Linked DNA regions of Homo sapiens: region 2 is linked to region 1. Evidence: chromatin loops called from intact Hi-C (ENCODE). Cell type or tissue: mammary epithelial cell. All regions are shown on one strand. Each heading gives the region's core, and the rest is flanking DNA. Links, peaks and the distances in the headings are about the cores only. Region 1 has its middle 92 kb from the start of MIR622. Region 2 has its middle 48 kb from the start of LINC01049.

Region 1 (2,925 bases), core at 155-2,654:
AGATAAAGAGCAAAGGCCACATTCTGCAAGTGTCTGTGGTGCTCATTATCATATAACACACACAATGCGAGTTAAAGAGATGTCTTGAAGAAAGTAATACCAGAATTAGAATGTCAGCTACACTAGGTAAGTCTCTTGGCTCATAAACAACAGAACATCGATTCAAGATACCTTAAGAAAAATGTCGAATGAATTGGATGGAATAATCAAACCACAGCAAGAACAAGAATGGACTGGCCTTAGGAATTTTTATAATCAGTCATTTGAATAGCATCTACACTTAATCTCTCACTTCTGTTGTTTTCAACATACAAACCTTACAATTTTAGTTAATCATTTTCTTTGACTGTTGTTGGTATGTTCCTGTACAAAGCAACAGAGCTCCAGAAAAAAAAAAAAGAACTTTTATTTGCAGGGCTGATTTGCCTGAAAGTTCAAAGCTTTTAGGCAAGAACTCTGATTGGCAAGTCTTGGGTAATAAGTCCAGCAGAGCCACTCACTGTGTCCAGAGTGGTGAACCTGTGTCTACACGTCAGTCTGTCACTGCAGCCGGGGAAGCAAAGTCATGAAAGGGCAAGCAGCTTCTATTCAGACAACATGACAATAGTGGAGGGAGAAAGACACAGAGGGACGGTTTTCCTAAGGAAGCTGGTGGCCGCACAGATAAACGGCTATAACAGGCAAAAACGTTTAACCAGAGAGCCAAAATAGGTAACATTTATACTAGGAATTTTGTATAATTTACTATATGTATTATTTTTCCCCAAATGCCAGAAAGTTCAGGGTAAAATTTGAAAATTACACTTGGCTTTCCTATAGGTTTTATATTTATGCTTCCTATTCAAAATGTTACCTGGTTGGTAATGCATAATAGCTAGAGTCTCCCTAGTCTGTACACTTTCCAATCTGTCTCTCAGACTTTTTTTAACCTGATTTTGTAAGCATTTAAGTTATTTTTTTAATAAGCCGTTTTGGCTGATTTTTAGAATTAGTAAATCTATGTTGAGATTCTCCAAGAAGCAGATACCAAGACACTATAAGATTGACAAGGGACCTGTGAAGGAAAATGCCTATGAAAGAAAGAGGGGAGGAAACAGGAATTGGAAGAAAGAGCCTTCAGACTGCAAGGCAAGACTGGCCTGTTACAGCACAGGGCAAGCAAGGAGGATTGCTTAGATGGTCTCATCACAGTTTTAAGAAAGTCCCTGTCCAGGCAGTGGGGACTACATAGCCAGTGTTGGCCTGTTAGCATAGATGAGCTCTAGGAACAGGACAGCACTAGCACCTCAAACACACCCAGGCACTGAGTGGGAATAATCTGGGGAAGTGGGATATCAGCAGAAATGGGGTCCTTGATCTCCAGGGACAGCAGCTGGAGCTGTCAGTCAACCACACTCCATCCCCCATGAGATCTGAGTAGCACATTTTTATAGCTGTCTCCAGGAGGGACAAGAATTATAAACAAGTAATATATGGACTCCAAATTTAATAATAATATCACTAAATGTCATCAAGCAAAGGGCAAAGGTAAATGTCAATGCATCCTTGCCTCAGAGGACCAGCTAGGAATCCTGCAGAGGGATGAGCAGAGGCAGAGGATGGTGCTTTCATAGGAACAGAGCTGAGACCTCAGTGGGGTTGGGCTCCAGCCTGGCCAACAGGTGGCAAAAGATTTAAGTCTGTGTTCCAGCTATTAAAGTGGGTTTCTAGCACCTGGGAACCTCAGAGAAAGCAAAAGTAAACAGTGACCCTCCCTGCTCTGGTTTGGAGAAGTCTCCTCTCACCCTGGAGGTAGCACTAGATAGCCAGTCACAGAGTCCCTGAGCTATTCACCTGGACACCCTCTTTTTGTTTCTCATGTGTGATCTTTTGCAAGGCTTAAACCATGGAATTGCAACAAATAGAAGAACGTATAATACTCTCACAACAGCCAATGTCAATCCAGAGCTTGATAGAAAGTGAGCCTCTGAGAGCTTCTGAATGGGCTCTGAGGATGGAGCATAGATGATATAATGAAGTACTGTTGGGCTCATGTTCATAGCTGATAATGCCCTCCCAGGGAACAGACCATCCATTTTCAACATCCCATTATCAAGCAGCAGGTTAGGTGATTTTTAAATGTGAGCTTCTTAATAGCCAGATTATGATATGCCTACAGGTTTGAGGAGTGGGAGGCAGGAGGCAGGAATGAATGATTAGACTAGTGCCAGCGAGAAGGACAAAGCTCCAATTCTTCTGTTCAGCGCTGGAGTCTACACAACAAAGAATGATAGCAGCAGGCAGTGTGCGCCTTGCAGGCATGTGTTGACATCCTAATAAAAAATAAAATTCTGATTTTCATTCTAGTTCTGCAAATCATCTTTTTATGGCCCTGTGTTTTTCAAAAAGGAGGGAAAATGCAGGAGAGGAGTGGGGGTGGGGGTGGTTTGTTTCTTTTGATACCTGAAGACAGAATGATACAACAGAGCCATTTCAGAAGGAGCAAATAAATATACAGTAGAGACAGCAGGTGGTATCACATCTGTCAAATTAACTTTGTCCAAATAAATATTTTCTCTACAATCCCCAGCTGTGTGGAAAAGTAGAAACCTACGAGAGTCTCCCCATGATGACATTTAAAAGAAAGATGTTATTGGTGGTGCCTTGAGATAAAGCAATAAGTTTATGGTTGAGTGTTAGGGAATTTTCCTTTGTTTTTTTTCTCCTTCATTTCTGCTACAGCATATGTTTTGATCTTTTTTTACTCTTTATTATTAAAATTCAATGATGGTAGTTACAGTATAATCAGGATCAATGATGGATAATTACCTCCCTTCTCTGCCTTCCTTGTTGTTATTTCTTAGAAGAGAACAGGGGCAGAGATGTCTTTAGAAAATCAAGTGATAAGATAAATTGCTAAACTAGGAGGAACATTAAAGCTTATAT
Region 2 (2,925 bases), core at 328-2,827, 120 kb after region 1:
CGCCACCATGCCCAATTAATTTTTTTTCGTATTTTTAGTATAGACGGTTTCACCATGTTGGCCAGGCTGGTCTCGAACTCCTGACCTCATGATCCGCCTGCCTCAGCCTCCCAAAGTGCCAGGATTACAGGCGTGAGGCACCATGCCTGGCAGACAATGTCTATTCTTATACCAAGAGTAGCACATTACAGAAGCCTTCAAGCTACCACTATCCAATAGACTGCTGTGAGGGATATTGGAGAAGCCTTCCTCTGGGGCCTGAACATGTGATTTGTGTGATGTGTAACAGTTTATATGTTAGAACCCTGAACAGTATTTGTGTGTTGTGTCACAGTTTATATGTTGGAATCCAGAAGAGGATCTTCTTCCTTGTGTTTAATGACATAAATTAAAAAAAATGAAAAAGTTTGTTTAGAAAAGGCAGAGTAATGTTTCCAACGTTAGAATGAGAATAACTCAAATTTAAGAAATAAATCAAAATAAAATGAAAAAAGAGAACAGAATTGAGTAAACTAATACATTTTTTAAAAAGTGTGAAAATTAAAGGAACTTTTTTAAAAAGACAAAAAGATTTTAACAATAAAGGATAATCAGAACTTCTGAAATTCAATGATAATGATATGTCATCATATAAACTAATAACCATAATAACAAAAACAGCACATTTGAATCTACATGAATAATATGTTTTTTCTTTTCTAACTTTTCTACATCAAATAGCAGATATTAATGGATCAATAATCTCAAAACTGGAAGAAATGTTATATTACCAGGGTTCTCCAGTGAAAAGGAACAAACAAGATGTTTTTATTTACAGAAAGATGTTTATTTTAAGAAATTGGCTCACGTGATTTTAAAGTCTGGCAAGTCCAAAACCTACAGGGTGGACCAGCAGACAGGGGACCAAGTAAGAGTAAGCGAAGGATGCTGTAGTTAAAATGCAGAGGATGTCTAGGAAGCCAGCCTTTTGTTCTCTTCATGTCTTCAGCTGATTGGATGAGGCCTAGCCACATTGTGGAAGGCAATCTGCTTTATTCAGAGTCCACTTATTTAAACATTAGTTGCGTCCAAAACTACCCTCACAGGAATATGGAGACTACTGTTTGGCCACATATCCCAACACTGTGACCCAGTGAAGTCAACACATAAAAACAACCATCACAAATGCATTGCACTGCATCTCATATTCATATGTTATTTGATTATTGTTCCTATATGAAAGTAACTAGATGTTAAGTGAAGATCAAAATTAGCCTGGCTTATAGTAATTTATGAAATTGCATTAGATTTGTGAAATCAATAAACACCATAGATTCAACAAAATACACACACACACACATATATATATACACACACACACATATATATAGTGCCCATTGTCTAGTCAAACAATAGATTAGATGTTGCTGCTTAGGTCTCTTTAAAATAAGATTAATACTTAAATGAGTAACTTTGAGTAAAGCAGATTACCCTCCATAATGTGGGAGGCCACACCCAGTTGAAGGCCTTAAGGGAAAAGACGGAGGTTCCATGAAAAGGAAAGAGTTCTGCCTCCAAGCTGACTTCTGACTCAGGAATGCAACATTAATTCTTGGAATTCCCAGCCTGCTGGCCTGCCCTGCAGATTTCATACTTGGCAGCCCCACAAGCATTTGAGCCAACTTCTTTAAATCTCTCTCTATCTCTCCCTCTCTTTTGATATATCATAGGCACCCGGAACATGTGTTTACAAGGATAATGAAATGGAGGCAGAGGAAAAGAGAAACATTACCAAGAAATATGAGACTACCACTTAAAGAATAATGATCAGCGTATTCTTCTATTGACATCCTGTGACATTTTGTCAGAGAATAGTTGAATCCATTAAGAATTGTTCAGCTACAAGTGACACAAAAGTAAAAGATTGTGGCTGAAAACATTTTAGTACATTTTAAACATCTAACAAGAAGTCGGCAGTTGAGTATTTAAAGGCTAGAGTGTCAAGAAAGCTCCCAAAACCCTAAGCTATTTTTGACATTCTTCCCTGCCATCCTTAGCATATTGGCTTTCTGAACTCATCATGCTTGGAGCTCTATGGCCACAAAATGATCTCCCTACCTCCAGAAACATTGTCTAAAATTTAGGCAAAAAGATATAAAGGTCAGTAACATTATTTGTCCCTGTGTGTGTGTATATGTATACATAAATATATACATAAACACGTGTGTATGTATATGTATATATATATATACATGTACACACACAGGAAAATGTCATGTGTGTATGTCTGTATGTACATATAAAGCATCTCCCAGGTTTCTTCTTCAATTTCTTTAAACAAAGAATCCAATGAAGTCTTAGCTCTATTAATGGCAGAATAATTTATATAGGACTAACCTTCCTACAGATGTAAAATATTATACACCAAACCAATAAAGCCCAACTATTTGAAGGCACTAGATTTTTACCAAAAGTAGTTTCTTCCTTCAGATGATTTAGTCCTAGAAGAACTGTGGTGCTGGAATCATGGGGCAGCTGGAGGTGAACAGAAAGGAACAAATTCGGCATAAAAAAAAAAAAAAAGATACGGAATCCAAGCTCATCGATGCCCCTGTGAGTTGAGAGCCAAATTCTTACATTGGAGAAATATTCCAAATTCTTCTAATAAATATCCTTCAATTTTTTTATGTCCACTAAATTACACAAATGCAGGTGAGATTACAAGAAGCTCAGAAGAAAACAATACCTGATAAACTCAAGAAGCTCAGCGTGTGTCTCAGCTGCTGCTGACAAAAGGAACAATGGAACTTGGAGTTTCATTCAGAGGGGCCAAATTAAAGAAAATAAATTAAAAACCTATTGAAGGCCAGATGCGGTGGCTCACACCTGTAATCCCAGAACTTTGGGAGGGCAATGCGGGCAGATCACCTGAGGTCAGGAGTTTGA

Evidence for each region. Peaks named below come from ENCODE experiments on the same cell type or tissue, not always from the same donor. Only the 100,000 strongest peaks of a DNase experiment are listed, where the experiment ranks them.
Region 2: a loop joins it to region 1, with 6 times the contacts of the local background. A loop is called at or near these places in 1 of 110 quality-filtered maps.

The regions. Positions count from the first base shown.
Region 1 is chr13:90,321,238-90,324,162 of GRCh38, forward strand. No RefSeq gene overlaps it. Among named protein-coding and RNA genes, the nearest start is that of MIR622, 92 kb to the left of the region's middle. In mammary epithelial cell, for the core only: no CTCF peak of the experiment used is centred there; no DNase peak of the experiment used is centred there.
Region 2 is chr13:90,443,768-90,446,692 of GRCh38, forward strand. No RefSeq gene overlaps it. Among named protein-coding and RNA genes, the nearest start is that of LINC01049, 48 kb to the right of the region's middle. RefSeq lists an enhancer at 1,143-2,342. In mammary epithelial cell, for the core only: no CTCF peak of the experiment used is centred there; a DNase peak (open chromatin) is centred at 1,554; H3K27ac peaks cover 1,011 bases.